Regions from separate parts of the Mus musculus genome. Here region 1 is linked to region 2. A link is a loop called in an ENCODE intact Hi-C map of the cell type or tissue named here. Cell type or tissue: heart. All regions are shown on one strand. Links, peaks and the distances in the headings refer to the core of each region. The heading gives the core; the rest is flanking DNA.

Evidence for each region. Hi-C counts contacts between places; a loop is a spot of excess contacts. Peaks named below come from ENCODE experiments on the same cell type or tissue, not always from the same donor. Only the 100,000 strongest peaks of a DNase experiment are listed, where the experiment ranks them.
Region 1: a loop joins it to region 2, with 2.1 times the contacts of the local background. A loop is called at or near these places in 3 of 42 quality-filtered maps.

Annotation. Positions count from the first base shown.
Region 1 is chr4:5,744,462-5,754,314 of GRCm38, reverse strand. All of the region lies in intron 2 of Fam110b (family with sequence similarity 110, member B), which reads right to left. Among named protein-coding and RNA genes, the nearest start is that of Gm24337, 62 kb to the right of the region's middle. In heart, for the core only: no CTCF peak of the experiment used is centred there; a DNase peak (open chromatin) is centred at 4,744.
Region 2 is chr4:5,792,916-5,804,002 of GRCm38, reverse strand. It overlaps Fam110b (family with sequence similarity 110, member B), which reads right to left. Exons shown (of 3, transcript NM_173426.3): 3 at 2,902-5,734. The coding sequence starts at 5,419. The coding sequence ends at 4,319. Among named protein-coding and RNA genes, the nearest start is that of Gm24337, 110 kb to the right of the region's middle. RefSeq lists an enhancer at 3,667-7,176. In heart, for the core only: a CTCF peak has its summit at 5,697; DNase peaks (open chromatin) are centred at 5,232, 6,002 and 8,832; H3K4me3 peaks cover 1,309 bases; H3K27ac peaks cover 1,486 bases.

The DNA.
Region 1 (9,853 bases), core at 306-8,305, 48 kb after region 2:
ACTGAAGTCCAGAAAGATTAAGTAGAAAAAAGATATAAGAATACACAACTCATAATCTTTAGATAATTTGGTATGCTATATTGTCATAATTATCCTACTCCACACATTGTTGTTAAACTCTTACCATGCCTGATTTATAAATTAGATTTATCATAGCTATTTATTTATAGGTAAAAGCCTAGATTATGGGTTTGGATACCTGTGACTTCTGAGATCTGTTGAGTCACATTGGTGGGAGGAAACTGTTCTATACCTAAATTATACAACTTGTTTTGATAAATAAGAAGAAAAATGCCTGTTTTGGCTTTGAGACAGTGGGAGAAGCCCCCCCCCCCACCCCATCATATAGGATGGTATTAGAAGGCACAGTGTTTCTGAAGTCAGTGTAAGGCTTGCTGTGGTGCTGGAGACCATAATGGTGGTGTGAACACTGTTCAGAATGCTAGTTACATTGTATATAAGCAACAGTATATTTAAGGAGATTCTGATTTTCATGTAAATATGCAAATTGTTCTTGTATCTCTACCATTATAAATAGTTATCCAGCACAAATCAATTTGATGCTTAAGTAACATCTAGTATAGATTCTAGGAACAAGTCTCTTGGAATAATAAAATCCTTCCTTATAGAGAGACTCTATCAGGACATCTGTGTCTGGTCCACACCGTAGTCATATGCTAGACAAGCATAGGCTCTTTGTACAAATACTAGCCTTTTAGTCATTAGTACACTTTTCTCTTCTGAAGTGACAGGCTATGCTCATTAAAGACCCAGAGGTCATACTGGAGCAGACTTACTATTAGTGGCCAGATGACACTAATGGCTGGGCACCAAGAGATACTCTCAAGCACTGAATCTCCAAATAAAGTGGCATGAACTATAGAAGGGCACGGGCTTCTTAAATGGGGGGTGACACACTGAGTGACTTGTGCTCCCTGTCTGCTTTCTAACATTGCAGACAAGATGTGAGCCTAAAACTATTACCGCTAGGAAACCTCATAAAATGACATTCAGGATTAATAGCTGGGATGTGTTCTTTATTAACCAATCTTCCCTAGGAATAGATTCGCTTCTTTATTGTTGTGGTCTGAATGTGACCTCCTAACACTTCCAGGCTCAAACTTAGTCATTGGTGCAACCACATTAGCAGGCATGGACTGCAGAAGGCCAGCAGCCCAGGAAGGCAGAGCCCTGTGGATCTCCCTGGAAGAAAATGAGGAGTTCTCTCTGTCTACTGTGAGGACCTAGCAAAACTGCCCATCTATGAACCAGAAAGTAGGACCTCAAAGGATACAATCTACTGCCAGCATTACTTTAGTTCCAGACTTCTGAGAAGTAAATTTCTGCTATTGGAGCCATGCAGATTATGGTCTTAATCATAGCAGCCTAGACAGACTGACACTGAATTTAAAAGAAACCTTTGAGCACACCTTGGGATCCCGAAGATGAATGCTTCACCTGAGGCTGCATCAGGAAGCACACTGCTAGAATGTGCTCCCAGGTTTATAAGAATAATTGATCACAGGGACTAGCCCAGGGTTGCATGCCAACAAGACACAACTTACTAGGAGAGTCCGGGGTCAGTCCAGCTGACCTTTAGCACTAACCTGCCCATGAGAAAGTCACCACCTCCCAGAAGGTGGTTTCAGTTTATGGATAGTGCTATTAATATATCCTCAAGGGTCATACTTTGGTAACTTGGACTTTGGAAGTCTCTCTTTTTACAAGGTGATGTTTTTTTTTTCAAATGAAAATGAATTAGTAGTTTATCCCAGAAATTACGAAACTGTTGATATGTCAATATTAATTTTAAACTTTCTCATTGTAAGCGAGACTGTACTTAAGAACTGTGTAAAGAAGATTAAGTTTTATCATCAATGACTTGTGCTTGAAGTGTAACCAAGTCCAACTGTAAATACTCAAGGGCAAACTTTATTAACTTGTATCTATCTGATACAAGTAAGGCGTGGCACTTGTCTAATACAAGGTCACCTACAAATTAGATGCTAAACGAATGGGTTAGAACCTAGCACACCTCTCTCCATCCCTACTTGTCAGCCACTAAGGGAGATTAAAACAAGCTTTAACTAACTAATCACTTTTATTTACAGGATGAAACAATTTGTTTAAATCAGTATTTGATAGTATAATTGAAAAGCAATTATGCATGTGTAAATATAGATCCAATTAACTATACATAAAACACCTGAAAAAGAAAAAAAGCAAAACTTCACACTGGTGAGTATGTACAGACCTTTTCTCACCATTTTCTCCATAAATAAAATAACAGAGTTCAACAACTTACACAAGCATCCCAATTCTATGTGAAAACTCTGTGTGTGTGTTTGTGCATGCACTCCTCAGGAGGGCGAGCAGATACATGTGAACAGTTGAGAACACCACACAAAGGACTTGAACACCTTTAGATTTTGGCATCTGAGGAATCCTGGAATTAATTCTCAGTGGAATTGGTTGCACATCTCTGCTTACTGATCATTTGTACCTGTTGCACAAGCATTTTAATGTCTATGGTTTAGATTCCTAGTGTTCTACATAAATAAATCTGGATGCTAGTAATGGTCATTACTTTCATGTCCAAAGGTTCTCAACACCTGTTCAATAATGTCTGCTTACCCACTTCAAAGTTACTGCTTCTACTCTGTGTTAAAGAGTCAGATAACTAAAATTTTAAAATTCACATTAAAGATAAGCAAATAATAATGTATTGAATGAGGCCTAGTATCTTAGGAAAGAAGAGTACAGCTCCCTGCTGCCACAGGGAGGGAGCTGGTTCTGACTTCCGGCCTGGCACATGAGGGCTCAGGCTGGCTCAGCATTAATACATGCACTTAGAAGACTGATTTCTGTTTGCAGGGTGGGATGCTCAGCATGGCAAATAAATACAAAACACAAAATTAAGTTTATAAAGACTAACAACTCCACATTACTCAAAAATCAGTATCTTCCTAACAAGAATTTAAGAATTATTATAATCTGGTAAAATGTGTCTGAACAATCAATTTATGAAATTATAAATAATGCTGTACTGAGAACAATAACATTCTAAACAGAGCATGACGTGCTCCCTGCTGAGCTACTGTGCTTTAGATTCCGTTCTCCCTGAACATCCCTCAAATGCAGTCTTGCTTTCTTTTCTGTATCTCTTCTTGACATATTGGGCATAATCTAACATGGATGCTTTAATAAGTTAAATGGTTTGTATATAATCACCTGAATTATTTACTTTTCTGTTGTTGTGAAAAAAACCCATGAGCAAACATCAGAAAAAAAAACAGTTTATTTTGGCTTATGGTTGCAATGGTAGGAAGGCTTAGCAGCAAGCAGCAAGCATGGCGACAGGAGGCTGGGAGCTCCCAGGGCAGCTACAGGCTCAAAGCACAAACAGTGATGGACATGGAGGGAGACTGTGTATACTCCAAGCCTATTCTAGGGACATGCTTTCTCCAATAGATCTGTACATCTGAAATCTCTCCAAAGATAGCTAACAACTGGGGACCAAGTGTTTGTACATCTGAGTCTATTGGGTCCTTTGTTGCTTTATTTTTGTTTTTTGAAATAACATCTCTCTGTGTAGCATTGGCTGTCATGGAACTCACTCTGTAGACCAGTCTGGCCTCAAACTCACAAAGATCTACCTACTTCTGCCTCCTGAGTACTGGGATTGAACGTATGCACCACTATTGCCTGGCAGAACTGGGTCATTCATCATCATCATCAGTCTGTGAAAATTTTCTCAAAAACATGAGAAAAAAGTACTTTTTCAGTCTAATTTTCTTATCCATTAACCTGCATTTGAAGGGGGAAAAGGGAAGCATAATATTTGCCCAAAAATGAAGCTGAAATCATGTTTTAAATTTTCCAGAATAAGAAACAAACCTTCTCCAGATTTCCAAATCTCAAGGAGGAAATTGTTTTTAGTATTGTATCCCACTGTGTAAATGTAGTTAGCAAAGTGCTCTGTATTTCAAAACTATTAATAATAAATTTCATATATTCTAGCCACGCACCTACTTTATATTTTTAATCATGGTGCTGACACTTATATCTTCTGTGTGACTTATATTAGCCATTGGTTTTCTTAAGATATAAAATTTTAAGAATCCTAAGCAGTGTCTTTTTCTCTATCATTAAAAATGGCTAAGGATGTCATAAAGTTTCTGTATAAAGGTTTCTTCCTTTTTTCCTAATCGTAGAACTTAATAGTCTTTTGTCTTAGAACATGTCCAACTAATAAATACACATCACTCCCTCTTACTCCCACCAAGACACTAGCGATGACAGAGAACCATGTTCTTTGGAGGGCTTCCTAAATAATTAATTCCGATCAATCCATATTTTTAAAGATACCAAAAAACAGAACAAATTTCTACTCATTTTGAATCATGAATTATTTCTTTCATAGAAGCTTCGGGTCTTCATGGAGCCTCACGTATCCACACTCGAAAGAATTGTTTCCCTGGCAGCACAGGAAGAGAAGCATAGTCACAGAAATGGGGTGTGGTGTCTACAGCTTCCTTGATCACATCCCTGGACTTCTGAATGAATACCTTGAATAACCTCAGCACGCATGTTTTGCAGGCTCTGCTTACAATAATGAGCTGGCCGCATAAAAGGCACATTAATGGCATGAAGACTGCAAGGTGTTATTTCGTCTGAGGGGGAGAAACCAGGGCAGGCTGCCGCCACTGGCAATACTACAACTTTCCTGTGTCTATGGTGGAAATGCCTGCTGGCCTGTCAAGTGTACTGGGCATCTTGCCACTGTCCAGGATTCCTAACCTTCTTTCTGGACAGCCTTTCTACAACTGTGGAAGTGGAGCTCAGGTGCGGAGACAGTGTAAGCCAACCAGCATCCGCAAACTGCCCTCCTATGGAGCCCTCTTCATTCTGCCTAGCCCGAGACAGCATAGCCTCTGGGCAGGATTAACACTGTAGAAAATGAAACCCCTTTTCTGGGCTGTTGTTAGGAATAGCCAGTGTGTCTTTCTTTAAGACTAATAAGTGAATTAAGCCCTGGGGCCTTCAATAGTTCTATTTTCATAGACTCTTGCCATGGCCAAATTTATTTAGGAGAAAATTATTCTTTAAATATTATGGTAAATTTGTCAAATTGGATTATAGTCTTTCTTGGTGGCTGGACTATAAAGAACTTGGTACCTGACCTAAGCTTCTACTAATTTATTTGATCAGCTGACAAAAATTTATTTATAGAGCAGGGACTTCTGGGCCAAGCTTCAGACTTTGTTTGGTGTGATGTAACATACATATGATAGAGAGGTTAAGGTCTAGTAGAAAAAAATTAAAGTGAAAGAGGTTGCCTCGAGATGATACTTGTACATATAAACAAAAGAAGACTGCTCTACTAACCCTCCTGCTCACTGTTAGCAGAGTGCTCTACTAACCCTGCTGCTCACTGTTAGCAGAGTGCTCTACTAACCCTGCTGCTCACTGTTAGCAGAGTGCTCTACTAACCCTGCTGCTCACTGTTAGCAGAGTGCTCTACTAACCCTGCTGCTCACTGTTAGCAGAGTGCTCTACTAACCCTGCTGCTCACTGTTAGCAGAGTGCTCTACTAACCCTGCTGCTCACTGTTAGCAGAGTGCTCTACTAACCCTGCTGCTCACTGTTAGCAGAGTGCTCTACTAAACCTGCTGCTCACTGTTAGCAGAGTGCTCTACTGAATCTGCTGCTCACTGTTAGCAGAGTGCTCTACTGAATCTGCTGCTCACTGTTAGCAGAGTGCTCTACTAAACCTGCTGCTCACTGTTGGCAGAGTGCTCTACTAAACCTGCTGCTCACTGTTAGCAGAGTGCTCTACTAAACCTGCTGCTCACTGTTAGCAGAGTGCTCTACTAAACCTGCTGCTCACTGTTAGCAGAGTGCTCTACTAAACCTGCTGCTCACTGTTAGCAGAGTGCTCTACTAAACTTGCTGCTCACTGTTAGCTAGATTCCCCAGAAACAGAACTAGCCCCCAGGAGTCCCTACTAGGATCTGAAAAGGTTCAATGTGTTGACATCATGCTGTTGTGTGCCCATGCACAGTGGACATCCCCTCCTGCAGAACAACCCACTTGCAGAAAAAGTAATGAGGTTCTTGGAATGAGTAGAAAAGAATTTCTTACATTAGCTGCAGTTTAGTAAATGCTGAAGTGGGAGGTGAGACAAGTATGCAGGATACGTGGAAACCTTAGAGCAACTTAAGCAAGACAAGGGAGGCTGAGGAAGTAAGTAATCACTGATGAGGGAGAACAGTGGGACCAAAACACTCCACGCCCTGGGCTGGATATCTGGGGATAAGGGCAGCAGCAATTCCAGGACAGCTGATATCTCCAATGTTCCAGAACGTACCATGTGAGATTCAAGGTTAGGCTAGGCTGCATGTTTGTCTGAGTCAAGCTTGAGGTTAGACCTGTCTGAAAGCAACATTAGCTTTCTGTCCACCTGTCAATATCCCACAGGACTGGCATATCAGCACCTGCAGCTCCCAGTTCTCCACTTTTCCTAGTCTCCAAAGGGCTCTTGGCTATGGAGAATGCCCAGTGGAATCGGAGAAGTACAAGAGGATCGGTCACCCGTTCATCACATCTGTATCACTTGGGGTATATAAAGGTGACTCAATAGTCACCATGTCTGTGACCCTCACTGTGTGTGTGGGATCATCTTCTCATCTTCATGACTATCTTCCCTGTTAGGGAACATCTTAAGTCTATCCCTCCTGCCCCCCCCCCCATGTGTTGCAGAGGGTCATCTAGTCTCCACATCTCCTTCTCTCAGAGTTGGAGAATACCTTCTAGTCCTCTTGTCTTCTATCTTTCCTCCTGAGATGACTTATAACTTAATCATTCCTTATAGGCATCGTCACTCCAGACTCAGACAATGTTTTGGAATACCTTTGAAAGTCTTATTTGGATGGGGAGAAGGTAAAGTTGGTGAATATAAAATATATCACATGAAGCTAACTGTAAGTTTATATTTACAAGAGGGCTGATCCCCAAAAGGCCAAAAGCCACTGTTTCTTGTCTGTTGCAGAAGTCACTTTAGTAAAGCACTGAAAAGTTAGTATGGAAAGATCCCACTCCCAGATGGACGCTGAAATGCATCCCTTAATGTGATTTCACCAACCTGTGACAGCACAGACATTCCTCAGATAACAGGGCATACTGCATGTAAGCAAGCATCCTGTAGCCTAGGGCCTTCTGAAGCACAGCAGAATGAGGCATTCAGGGGTACTGGGAACTGTCTCACAAGCTGTAATCAAGGGCATACAAATGAATAAACTAAAAACACCGGGATCTCTTTATACTATTCATTATGGTAACATCTTCCAAGATCAATCAATTTTGAGGTTTTATAGTTATATATTATAAGGTTGAATGATACAAGCTTTAATTATTTTAGATTTTTAAAAATAAAAATTGTATGCATATTAAAAAGACATCATGAACTTTGTATCTTGATGACTTATCCTAGCAAAGGAGACTGGATTCACAGCCCCCACAAGACGAGAACTGCCATTAGAATTTGATCTGCCTATGGCCATCTGCCTGTGGACTGTGTTAGTAAAGCCCTTCCTTTGACATACACAGAGCAAAATAAACTTCAGACCATAAAACGTTTCACTGAAAAGTACCACAGCAACACAAGTCTTTGAACATCCAGGCTTTAGGTTTCTGACCCTTTAGCATGACAAATACAAGAAGGTCCAGTGCTCGGTAAATAGAAAGCAGCAGTGACTATACTTCCCTGCCTGAATCTGTGAGGTCAGCATTCATGGCTCCAAAGTGAGGAGCATGGATTACAGAAAGAGGTAAAACTGCTAGGACTAAACCTATCTAGGGGTTTTTCAGGTTACTCTTCCCCAGATAGCAGAGTTTAATAAGTATTCACATTGCATTATGTGTCAAAAGTCATGTAAAGATGATTTAAAACCAATGGGAAAGTCTGTATTAGGATATATGCAAACACTTATGTATTTTACCTAAGTGACTCCCTGAGGGTTTGGTAGCTAAGAGGATCCCTGAAATAATCACCTACATTATCAACAGGCAGTGGATTGCCTTTAAAAAGATACCAGTGTATTTGGAAATGCTTACAAACACAAAGGGTTAAGGGTGAATTAGTGCTTTAGCAATCTAAAACAAAATGGCAAGGGCAGCAGCTATCTTTCATGACAGTTTTTGCTTTGCAAAGTTCTAAGCATAAAAATAACCATATAAATGAAAGCTGTGCAATTTGTACTTAATGGCAAAATTATGACTGTTCTGTGACTCTTAAATATGTCCTATCATTATAATGAACACATAATGAAGATAACTTAAAACACTATAATTGACAAGCACACTGAGAATTTTCGTGTCTGTGTGTGTGTGTTTGTGTTTCTTATTAAAACAGGTTGGAATACAGCCTACCTTCTTTATCTTATCACAGTGCACACAATGTAGTAAACACCTCTTCTATACTTGGTATTCTGTCCTTTCGGTCAGAGTCAGCTCCCACTTAGCCCTTTATAGTTACGGTAACTTCCAAGTCTGTCTCTGAGGACTTCTTTGGTGGCATGCTCAGTGACGGCACTGGTCTTTGTCTATTTGTTCTGGTACAGCTGATCCTTTGCATCTTGTGCTGGCTAGTTTATGTCAATTTGACACATGCTAGAGTTATCTGAAAGGTAGGAAGGTTAGTTGAGGAACTGCCCCCATAAGATCTCACTGTAAGGCATGTTCTTAATTAGTGATCAATGGGGATGGCCCAGCCCATTGCGGCTGGTGTCTTCTCTGGGCTAGTGGTCCTGTATTCTATAAAAAAGCAGTCTGAGAAAGCCATGAGGAGCAAGTCAGTAAGCAGCACCCCTCTATGGTCTCTGCATCAGCTCCTGTCTCTGTATCATGTTGCTGTTGCATTTGAATTCCTTTCCTTACTCTCTTCGATGAAAACAGTGAAGTGAAAGTGTAATCTAAATAAACCCTTTCCTCTCCGACTTGCTTGGTTAATGGTCTTTCTTTGCAGCAAAAGAAAATCTTACTGAGACATGTCACAACATTCCTTACTCATAAGCTACTAATTTGGCCTTCACTAAGCTACTCTTGTTCGGCAATAGTCTCTAGGAACACGATCTAGGACACTGGCAAGCACCTATAAATGTGGTTCAAGTTTCACCCCGAGAAGCACCACTTTTTCCTTATTATTCTGTATCGCTTTCCCACATTGACCTACTCTTGGCAGTCTTCTCTTGTTAACTGTCTGTTTCTGTCCAAATTCTCATGAGTCAACACTGAGCGACAAGGAGGCCACACATCCACAGCACTCCTGTCTGTGTGCACTGTCCTGCAGATGACCACAGTCACAGCACTGGTGGGACTCCAAGGTCAGGAAAGGACTGCCATCACCACGCACTGCTGAGAACACACGGGGATTTGTGGAAGGAAGAGCTGACTCCGAGGTTTATATTTTGTATACATACAGTTATTATTAGCTAAATTTGAACTATGGTGTTGCGAAACTGGTTTTTATTGAAACTAGAGCACAATTAACTGGAAGTCACACAGACTAGAATCATGCAAGCAAAAAATAATGATTAGGAGCAATCTAAATCCACTAGACACATTGTTCGAACCCAACAAGCTGGAACAGAGAATTGTTAACTTATTTATGCTGATAACAAAACCACCAGCTCCCCAAGCTTTGCAAACATTTGAAATTAAAAAGAATATCCAAATACAAGAAAAATAATAATAAGAATCTGAAAATGAATCCATACTTTCACATTCGATAAAATCAGGTAGAAAACAGCAGACACCGGGTACTTCATATACACCATCTCCCTTGAGTCACACA
Region 2 (11,087 bases), core at 1,584-9,583:
CTTGAAAGAGTATCCTTGAAACTAAGGGGAGAGTGAATAGTCTTCAGAAAACAACACACTCCTGAGTCACAGCAGCCCATGGTTTAAAATTATGGCTGCTTGTTCTTTGACTTTCATCCATTATCATGGGGCCTTCTTGCAGGGGGTACAGCCCCGTGGTAGAGCTTTTGTTTAGCATGTGCAAGGTTATGTGTTCAGTTTTTAGTTCTATTCCAAGTACCAGCAAATTAAAATCAACCAACTGAATAAGTAAATAAATAAACTCCAATCCAAAGCCATATTCATAAAGCACACCTTGCTCTTGCCTGTGTGGGCTGTATTTGCGGTTCACTTCCTCTAATGCTCTGATTGTGATAGAGATGTAGGACACAGGACAGTCCTGCCTTCTTCACTCAGTCCTTAGTTATTCCTAAAGCATAAGGCAGATGGCTACTCTCTGTTGTTATCTTGACTGCATATGAAATTAACTAAAATATAAATGATTGGGTTCACCACCACAAGGAATTTTATTTTATTTTATTTTTTTATTTTTATTTATTTTTTTTGTAAATCATTTGTAGTGAGAAGACCTACTTTTAATCTTGATCTTTGAATTGGGATCTTTAATCTGGGACACATCTTCTCCTGGCAGCCTATGCAAAGGTAATGGAAGAAGGAAGTTTGCTCTCTGTTCTTGATAGCAAGTCCCTTCTTTTATTGGCCTTAGAGCCTGTTTTGGGATCCTGATGTATAATGAAGGACAGATGAGACATCTTGACTCTCAGACTGAACAACTACTGGATTTTTGGGCTTCTTCTTGGTAGACAACCATTGGTGGACTAGCTGAAACATAGCCCTATAGCCTATATGCCATTGTAATTAATCCCAATTGTGTGTGTGTGTGTATTAGTATTTTTGTATATATTCATTCTATAAGTTCTGTTCTTCTGAAGAACCCTGATGAACTGATGAATACTGGAGAGAATTTTCCTGTGAGGAATTGAGGTTACTTGCCATGAAAGCTATATTAGAGAGTGACTTTCTAGCCTGTGCATCCTGATGCACTGCCATCCGTCATCTTGTGAACATCGTCATGAAACAACCTGTCAGGAACCACATGGCTAAGCCAGTCCAGGGTTTTGGTGCACAGACAAGATAACCAGAACTTACTGTTTTAAGTGGCTGAGTTCTGGGGCAATTTATTATACCATGTATTATAAAATTAGTAGGAAAAGATCTTGATGGTAACTTGTCTTTTGTAGAATCCTGGAGGCCTAGATGTGTCTGAAGTCTGAGAGGTAGATGTCGAACATTCTCTCTGTGTTAAGAAGGTAGGATTTATCTTCTCAACAGTCCACTCCATTTAACCATCTAACCATCAAGAAGGTGTCTGCTAGACAGAGGCATGTCAGAGGGCTGAGTGGGGCTGGCTGAGGGGAGGCTCCCATTTAGAAATTTTAGAAACAATACTTCAGATGATACGGTCAAAGCTAAGCTAGACAGCAGCACTGTAATGGATATGGAAGATCTGCTTTAAGATTTGGTGGTTTTTCAGAAAAAAATTGAGTTTGTTTCTAGGACCCTTGAATGAAGTCACCTTATATTCACGAGTGTATGCCTACATGAAACTCTCAGGAGCTGGAAGAAGGTATACTTTGTTGAGTACTTCACATTTAGAAAATGAGCCCCTATTAAGCAACTGAGATAATCTTTTATAGAAACATTTCTAGAAACAAGCTCTCATCTCTCACAGGAACAGAAAGCCTCACATTGTCCAGTATATAAATGAGGCTAGGAGAGTGGACTGACTCTTAAGGATACTAGCTATATAGTGGAGGTTGCAAGCACAATCTACAACCAAGCTAGCCCAAGCCATGGTATACACTTGGCCAGGAAATGTTCATCTCCCCAAAGATGGCTTTCTTAGGAAAATAACATTTTTTAGTATTTTAATTGCTCCCAAAATTGCTAAGTATGCCAAGGCATCTATGTCTTAAAAAGTCACATTTCTATATATGCGGCAAGTAAACAAACCTTTTGTTGGTTGCTTAGAAAATTTCTTATTCTATTAATTTGAATATGTATCACTACCATCCACAGGAGAGTTCTAAAAAAAATGTTTCTTCTGGAAAGCAAGGTTCTAGTTGCAGGGGACACCAAGCGAAGCAGAATGAATTGAAAACCAGTAGGAAGAGTCAAAGATTCAAATTTGCCTTTCAGAAGATAAAATATATATCAGTAAAATAGGTTGACAATCATCAATGTTTTTGAAAATCCCATTTTTATAATGCTTTCTTTTATTTGCATATTAAGTATAACCTTAGAAGAAACTTTTTTCAAATTTCTTGATTCAATACTCATTGACTCCTCAATGTTCAAGTAATAAGGCAGGACACAGTCCCTAAGGAACAGTACTTCTCTTACAAAGTAGCTGTGAAAGTCTAAGTCCTTTTGTGGTAGAGGCTGTTGACCATGGTGGTCCAGGGTTTGCCACCTTGAAAGATGAGTAAGTGGGTAAAGACATGACCTCACAGAGTGGTACTGACATTGAGCCTGAACAAATGAAAACAGGACTAACCATTTCAAAGTTATGCTCCCCACAGTAAGAATTCCAACATTTCAACTAAAGAGTATTCTGAAAATTTCAAGAAAGTCCCGATGTTTAAGGAAAAGCAAAAATAAAATAAAAATAAATTAACTAAGTGAAAAGGTGGCATATTTTAGGGACCTTGCAGTAACTATTTTAGCAAACATGTACTGAAGTAACTACAACTAAGAATAGTGCTGCTCATAATTGTTGAGCTGAGGTGAGATCAATGTAATGGAACAATGTTTCTTGATGCCTATAAAAATGTGCTTCTGACCCACAGTCCACAGTGAAATTCTTATGAAGAAAATAAAGGACAAAGAAATCAGCACAGGTAAAGCCTACACCAGAGCTATTTATTAGCATAACTTTCTTCTTAGATTCCAGAACAACTAAAGTATGTACAAAGTCTTACAGCATTCACTCTGTTTAAAGGCTCCTAGTAGCTGATGAGGAACAGGATGGCTCTGCTGCAAACCTGTGGGCTATGAAGCAGTGCAGCAGCAGACCACCACTGGGGTCCTCTGCTTCCACTGCCAACATTCTAGCAGCTGGCTCATAGCGCCTGGAATCACCTGAGGAGGGAGGGCAGGTTATTGTGGGACCGGGCAACAAGAGACAACAGGGTGGAAAGCTACAGTGTTTCTACAGTTTTCTAGAGCTGTAACAAATACCCTCAGCCTGAGAGAGGAGTATAAACAAAGAAACAGCATCACACTGCTGCAATGTGAAGCTGGGGGCACGGGGACGAGGTGGAATGGAGACTATACTGACATGAATGGTATCCTCACTTCCCTTCACGTCTTCAGAGAGTGCAAACCTGCAGAAATCCAACCCATCTGCCCCAAACAGAACAACTACCATGGGAGCAAGGGAGGAAAACAACAGGAGTTAATAGTTCTTGGCCAAAAGCACAAAACAAAATAACGTTTTAAAAATAGCATTCCATATCAGCTTTAACCAGCTGTAGAGTGGTACTTCCTGTTGGGTTACTACTAGAGATTTCTGAATTATCCCACTTTGAACAGCATCACCAGTCTCTCCACCCTCCTCCCAATCAATATTTAACCTTCTACATTTGCTTATCCCAGATTTTATCTGATTGTCTTTCCTGGGGTCATTACTACAGAAATACCAACTTGTACAGTGAATTGGAGTGAGGGCTACACTGTTGCCCCACAGGGCTCCACCAAGTGGTAAGAGAATACCAAGCCCGAAGCAAAGGAGCAAGGCCCCCCACTTGATTTCACATAAAGAAACTCTAGCCTGGCCCTATCTGTCAGTCATTCTGTGTCTGGTGACAAGTCCCATATATTTTCCCAGTGTTATGGTCTCCCATGTAGGCAAAGTGGCTTTTTGTTTCAAAAAGATTCTGCTCTCAACTTAGAAGCCAGTTGATAAAATTTTTAATTAAGACACAATAGCGCAGGGTATAAAAACACAAAACCACATAAATATCGAAGAAATCGAAACCTTTTTTTTTTTTTTTCCTGTAAACAGTTTTGCTTAAGAGCAAAGCCCTAATCAGACTCTGGCCGGAAACTTTTGGCAGATGTTCAGCAAGGTTCTGCAGAGGTGTGACCAAGGAAGCCAGGCCAGTCGCCATGTTGACAGGCATGCAACTTGAGAACATTGCACAACAAGCAACACAAAGGGTGGAGAAGCTCACAACACTTCAAGGAGACCTCACAACCTTCACAACTGTGTATGCACAGACAGACCCACCCCCCCTCCTTTTCACCACTGTGCCTCTTACACGTGGGACACCTTCTGTGACTCTCTAGCTTGTTTGATGCTATATAGCCACTTGATGATTCTAGCATTTCTTTCAATGGCAGAAATGCCATATGGCACCCGGTCATTGGCACTGTCATCATTTCTAAGGTCACTGTTACTGTCCTGAGACTGTTCACAGTCTGAGCTGATCATGCTTGCGCTGCGGAAGTTGAGAGATATGATGTCAGAATTAGCCCTTGCAAAGTTCTCCATGCCAAGGTTTTCCAGCTCTTCCGGGTCAAGTCCGCAGTAGTTGAAGAACCTCTCCACATCTGCATCTACTCGGAAATACCTGTCACTCAAGTCTGACTTGGACCGCTGAAGGGAAGGTCTCCGGCTGACCCCACAGGCTGGTTCCACCTGGTCAGCCTCGGGGGACTTCATGGCAGCCACCTTGGGCTTGGGAGGCAGGGGAGGGGCTGAACTGCTGCAGGGGATGGCTTTAAGGGGCTTCACACTGGTCACTTTGCGGATGTCTGAGGAGCTGTGTGAGACGTGCAGGAAGGTCTCCGCGGACTGCTCCAGCAGCCTCCTGCTCACGTGGGAGCTGCTCTCCTGCGGGCTGCCATGGCCAGGTGTAGGGTACACCTTCAGCGACTCTGCGAAGGAATGCCGGTGCAGGTCAGTGGTGTCCCTGTGAGGCGGCCAGTTTCGGGAGCTATGCTTGTGGCCGGAGCCAGAACTGGACCCCTCTGAGCTGTTGATGATGTTCTTGAGGATCTCAAGCTTGAGGGTCTCACGTTGCACACCGCTCTCGGTCTTGGCATGGTTGCCGAACACCTTGAGAGTGGGGCTGCCCAGTGCACGCTTGGTTCCTGGGCACACAGGGGGCTTGGCCAACACGGCCGGCTTCACTGGCTCCTGCTTGGCATTGATCACCTCCTGGCTCTTGACGTATTTGGCCTTGTCAGCCTCCAGCCGCTCTACCGCACTGAGTCTCTTGGGGTTGGGCTCAGCCTGCCTGCGGAAGTAGTCGGGTCCTTTGTTCAGGATGCGCAGGGGCACCGCCGACGTGAAGGTGCCCGCGGGGCTGACAGGCTTCACCATGCTACCTGTCTGTAGAGTCTCCGTGGGCATGGTGGGCGGTCTTTCCCCGGCAGCCGTGGTGGATGCTCTTCTGGGTGCCTCTGGCCGGCCTGAACAGACACATGTACACGAAGCACAAAGGGCAGATGAAGGATCCTGGAAGCAGTGTCAGCCGCGGCTGCGCCTCATCTCACAGCTCATTAACCGCCACTGTGGCTTCGGTGCACTTTTCTCCCCTTCCAGGCCGTTCCTACACAAAAAGGCCACAAGCCACAAGTTCCTTTTAATAGGCTTGGCTGCCTCCTTTCTTCTCCCTGAAGGCTGTGGGAGTCTCCTTCAGGTCTTTGTGCTCAACTGCAGGCAGAGCTGAAACACAAAACAACCAACCGCGGGTTAGGAGGGGCGGGTGACATCACAGCTCTAGCAACAGAGGAACCCCGCAGTGCTCCCACCTCGGTGGCACCCCAGCCTGCCAAGAGACCCCCTAAGGTCAGTGAGGCTTGCAACTGGCAATTCCCTGTTAACTTGGCACCGAGGGCAACTGGGACCTCTCATGGAGCCTGCGCCGCCTCGGCAGCAGCCAGATGTGGGCGTTTGCCAGAAAGAAAGCAGCAGAGGCTTCCCACGGAACTCTTCCAGCTGCCTCCCCATTGGTGAGAACCGCCTCCTAAACACGCCTGGCTGGCATCACATAGAGTGAGACCCAGGAAATACTCGTGAATTGAGAACTGAGGGTTCAGCCAAGCCCTGTTCCGTTCTGCAGCTCATTAAATGCTAGGGACTTCCTAAGACCTCCATCTGTTTTTGCAGCAACGTGGGTGATGTGCGCTGTTGTGTCCCTTTTGCAGTGCTGTAAAACTTGTTACCACTTCTGACCAATCTGTCAGTGAAACCTAAACCAATCATTTCTTTAATAATAATCAATTCTTTAACAATTCAAAAACTGGAAAGGTGATGAGAAATAGGGGTGGCAAGAAACAAACCAAACCACAAAAGCTTGTAAGAAATACAACCAGTTTCAGTTTTCTGACTTTTAGCAAGAAGTATTGTTTCAAAGCATTGTTCTAGAAACCAAGAATGCATGTGAAGTTTTTCTCATTAAAATTTACATTTAGTTAAAAATAACTATTATAGAAATACTCAGAGGGGAAGCATATGAGTGGATAAGTTAATTATAAAATGCTATATAATTTCTTATTCTTGACAAGTGTGAAACTTCGTCTTTCCTTTTGCTAGTAGGAGAGCCTACTTACCAACCATTAGCATTCCAAAGCAGCCAGACAATGACCTCACCAGTGTTCTCTTATAACAAGGAATATTAAGAGAGTGATACATCTAGCTAGCATGCTGAGTTACAAAGGTGAACAACATCTAAGGTGATATTACTGTAAGTTTTTCCTGTCATGTGAGATACTGAACACAGGGAGGAAATAACCGGCATCTCTCCTGATAATTTTCTCAAATGCTTCGCCTCTAAATACAATCTATCCTGCTTTATTGGAGCCAATTTTCGTAATCTGCAAAGGGATTTGTTTTAATAAAAATGTGTCCTATGCAATATTTGAGAAACCCCAAGGTGATGAATACATAGTGATTTCCTTTAATTGTGCGATTCTAGTTTGATGCCTCAATTTGGTGAAAAAAAAAAAAAATCAAACAGAAAACAACACCCTGCCACCACCCACAAAAATTAAGTGAGATTCTTTCTTTGAATGTAATTTGAAGAAAACTGCTGGAAGAAGCCCTAATTCTTTGAGCCTGTATGTTGGTTAATCTGCTATTTAGGTTAGGGTCCATCTCACTGGGCAGGGAACAGGGGTGTCTTGAGGAAAGCAGCATCCTGGGCTCTACTGAGCAGACAGCATAGCAACCAGCAAGCCTGGGCGGGGAGGCAAGCCCAGCGATCACAGGTATGGTATGGAAGAGAGAGATGCACACAGTCAGCCTATCTGAGGAAGGTGTCACTGTGGCCTTAGAAATACTTTCTCTGTGACCTCCTCCTTTTTAACTTTTACCCCTTTGCCTTAGAAGCCAGAGTACCCCCTCCCCCTGCAGCTCCCTCTAGAAGCAGGGTATAGAACCCACAACCTTCCCTTAGGTAGATCGTATGTTTTAATGTGCTCTCTGTGCATCAAAAAACCAGGTGGTTCACCTTCGGCCTTTGAGCTTTTAATCCAAAGGCTCTAATCTAATGTAAACCTAAAATCAACTATTTTCCTGGATTTTTTTGTTTGTTTTTGTTTTGGGTGTGTGAGAAACAAGAAAGAGTCTTTTATATAGTACTTTACCCATGGTTAACTATACAACTGTCAAAATGCCTCTATGTCAGGGAAAATGCTGGAAGGTTAGAAAAGAGTGAAGAGTGGGCCTTAGATCTATGCCTAAAGAGAGTAGCCCTCCAAGGTACCCACAGATGGATCAGAAGGCAGCAGCTGAGCGACCTTTCATGGGCATGAATTAGATAAAAGTCCTATAATCCATTCCTGCTCAGAAACATTGTGGCTCAAGGACCCAAGGCAGGTGGTCATTTTAAATTTCAAAATGGGCTGTAGAATATTGGTGACTGACTTAACTTCCCATGCTTTCTGCTTGGACTGTTCTTAGGGGAACTTTCTCCTGAGTAAGGGGTGTGGTGGTGATCAGACAGCATCACTGGTACGACATCCTGACATCCTCGCTGGCCTATGCTCCTCTCTGCTCTCCTCTCTTCCACTTTCACTCTATTATGATCAAAGGCACAGCACATTATCACCACGGCCCAGCTAGCCTGCATGCCCAACCACCTGTGAAGGCAGGCTTTGGTCACCTCTGAAACTCTAAAACCCATCAGTACTCTGAATTCACAAGACTGGGAAATACCAATGCATCTTCTAGGAGCCTTTTCTAGAAAAATGTCTGTTCTTCTTTTCCTATTACTTTCTTCACTCCTGAGACTGGCATCCTTGGGAAGGCTCCTTAGGCTTCTTAGAAACTGCTAGAAATTGGCCATCATGGAATTGTAAAGCCAACATGGAAGAATGTTAAAAACAGTGACACTTTGTAACCACCTCCTATTTTTTCTTTCCATTTCAAGGTCTTCCCTTCCTTCTGGGCCATTCTCATTTCTGTAATAATTTTTAAATAGTAATGAGAGAATACCCAAATAATCAAAAGGCATTGTGGGAAGACTCCAAGGAAAGGGAAAAGCTACTGACATGTTTGGTAGTCAAGGATATTAACAGTCATACTTGATGCCTGCTATGTCCAGTAGCTGGACGTAATGTGGTGGTGTAGGTTGCTCTCACTTAATCCACGGCATCTGCTCCACTATTTCACATGGGGAGCTGTTGTCAGGGCACAGCTGTACAAGCCAGGAGAGATAATCTGAACTGTACGGTATAGATGATCCAGGAGGTGCCCCGGAGCTGTTATCTCAATGTCACAGACAAAGTAACCATGCAGTCCTCCAGGGAATGCTGTAGAGCACAAGACCCTGACATCTGGCACAGGCTCTCTAGTGTGGCTGGGATTAATCACAGCAGTGAGGCCAACTGCTGGGCTCGGACTGGGGAGCTGAGCTTTTTTTAGGGAAAGGAAAAATTGATCTCGCTCTCATAATGTTCCATAAATAAAAGCAACTATAAAGTCTTGCTTTGTTTTTCTTTCCCTTTGGTGGTGGGGACAGAATCCCAGGCTTGCTCATGCAGTAGCACAGCCTTTATCACTGGCCATACCCCAAGCAGGGCTTACTCTCAGACTCAGGGCGCATGGCTGAGGAGGCAGAACCTGACGGACAACCTGACAAAGGGAGAGACTTCCCCTCAGATCATGCTGGCTCCATTCTATACCTGAAGGATAAAAAGACCAGGATAAAGAACGATGGTTGAGTTATACAGCAAAATAGCTGGGTATATCAGGGCAGATGTAAGCTCCAAAGCTATTGTGGGTGTAAGTGCCATGATGTTTGATGGAGTTCTGGGCTGGATGGAGGCTTCCTGGTCACTGGCGCTGTACTAGTCTCAAGAATAATACATGAGAATGCCAAGTGGGATTCAGGAGATTTCCATGAAGGCCCACATTCTCCATTTCTTGTTAGATCCTAAGAGATGCTATTGTATTAGAGTAGCGAGGAGGGAGGAGAGGAGGCCCAAGTCTGGCTTCATGTGTAAACTACAGAACTCACATTACAACATCACAGGAATGGCTAAAGCCACCTCAGATTTTTAAAACAAGTGTTTTGCATCCTTCTAATTTCTTCTTTATCAGCCACTCATGGGGTTATTTAGGTAAAGCCCTGTCAAAATGATATGATATATTAGGGAACATTTAGAACCTTGAGGGGTTAGGGCCAGAAAATATCCTCTATGCACATAGTTCATCTGAAAATGTCCTCTAGTCAGTACTCCTGTAGCTAGGCAAGGCATGCCTAGCTCTGCTCCTGGGCAGCTGGGCTGCTGAGGGGAGAGTGCCCGACTTGAACAAGAAGCCCCAGTTCAGGGCTGCCCAGGAACACGTCTCTCTGTTGCTTAGGAGCAAATCCAGAATTCTGCATAACAGTCTGTCTCATGAAACTCTGTAAGCCAAGCCTGCTCGATTGAGTCGTTTCTTCTCCTTTACTCCATGCTTTTGGTAAATAAAAGAGGAGCACCCTCCAAACTGTAAGTAGGAAAGAAAGCCACTAGAGTCAGAGCACAGTCTGTGGGAACTGAACACACCCACAGAGGTTTCCAAGTGTGAAAGTGGGTCACTCTCCTGGGCACTGCGGCGGTGTAAGTCCGGGAGCAATGCTTCAAAGAGCATGCCTGGCTAATTCCACTCAAAGTCTGCGGAACAGCTCAGTCTTGATTTGCTTATGCATAGAAGCAAACATGTTGGTCTGGTGAGCTGGAAATGCCCTGCTCATTCAAGGGAGTACACAGCAGGCAAGTGCAGCTGCCGGGCCTCTGAACCAGGATTGCAGATCTAATTCTTTGGGTCTCTCCACCTCTGCGCACACATGATCCAGTGTGTGTGTTACTGAACTCTGCCATGTGGCCTCTGGTCTAGTGCCCCTGCTTTTACTTTACAGGTTGGCTCTGGCAAGGTTTGTCTCTTTCTTTCTTTCTTTCTTTCTTTCTTTCTTTCTTTCTTTCTTTCTTTCTTTCTTTCTTTCTTTCTTTCTTTCAACTTATGACTTTAAGCATAAAATTGCAACATGATTAGGAGCAATCCCAATATCTACATCCTAGAATTTTCTTTTCTGAAAACACAGTCATATCATTTTCATGCGCCCTTCTGAATCCTTTTCCAATGCAAGGAATGCACTCAAAGTGTGAGCACTCACTAAAGTATGCACTGTGTGCAGCCTAGTGATTTTTATCTAATGACTGGGCAGTTATGAGTAAGCTGTCAGGCAGAAAAGCCACAGACAATGCAGGGAAATTCAGGCCCATCTGCTGAAGAGTAGTTAAGTAATGTGGTGGGAATGTCGTCAGCCTAGCAACAACAGTCAACTAACTTGAAAGACACTGATGGCCAATGAGCATGACAGGGGACAAAGGGACAAGACTGCTAGTAGGAGAGACAGAAGGACATTGGATTTTATAGACAGCAATGAGAGGCCAGGAAGAGAAGTGAAGCTATAATAACATGGTCACAGTTTTACCTTTAAAACAAAAATTCCCTGCCAATTTGGGGCCAGGTTAAAGACTTGTTGTTAGGTTTCAAACCCAGGACAGGCTGAGGTGCATCTCTTGGTCCC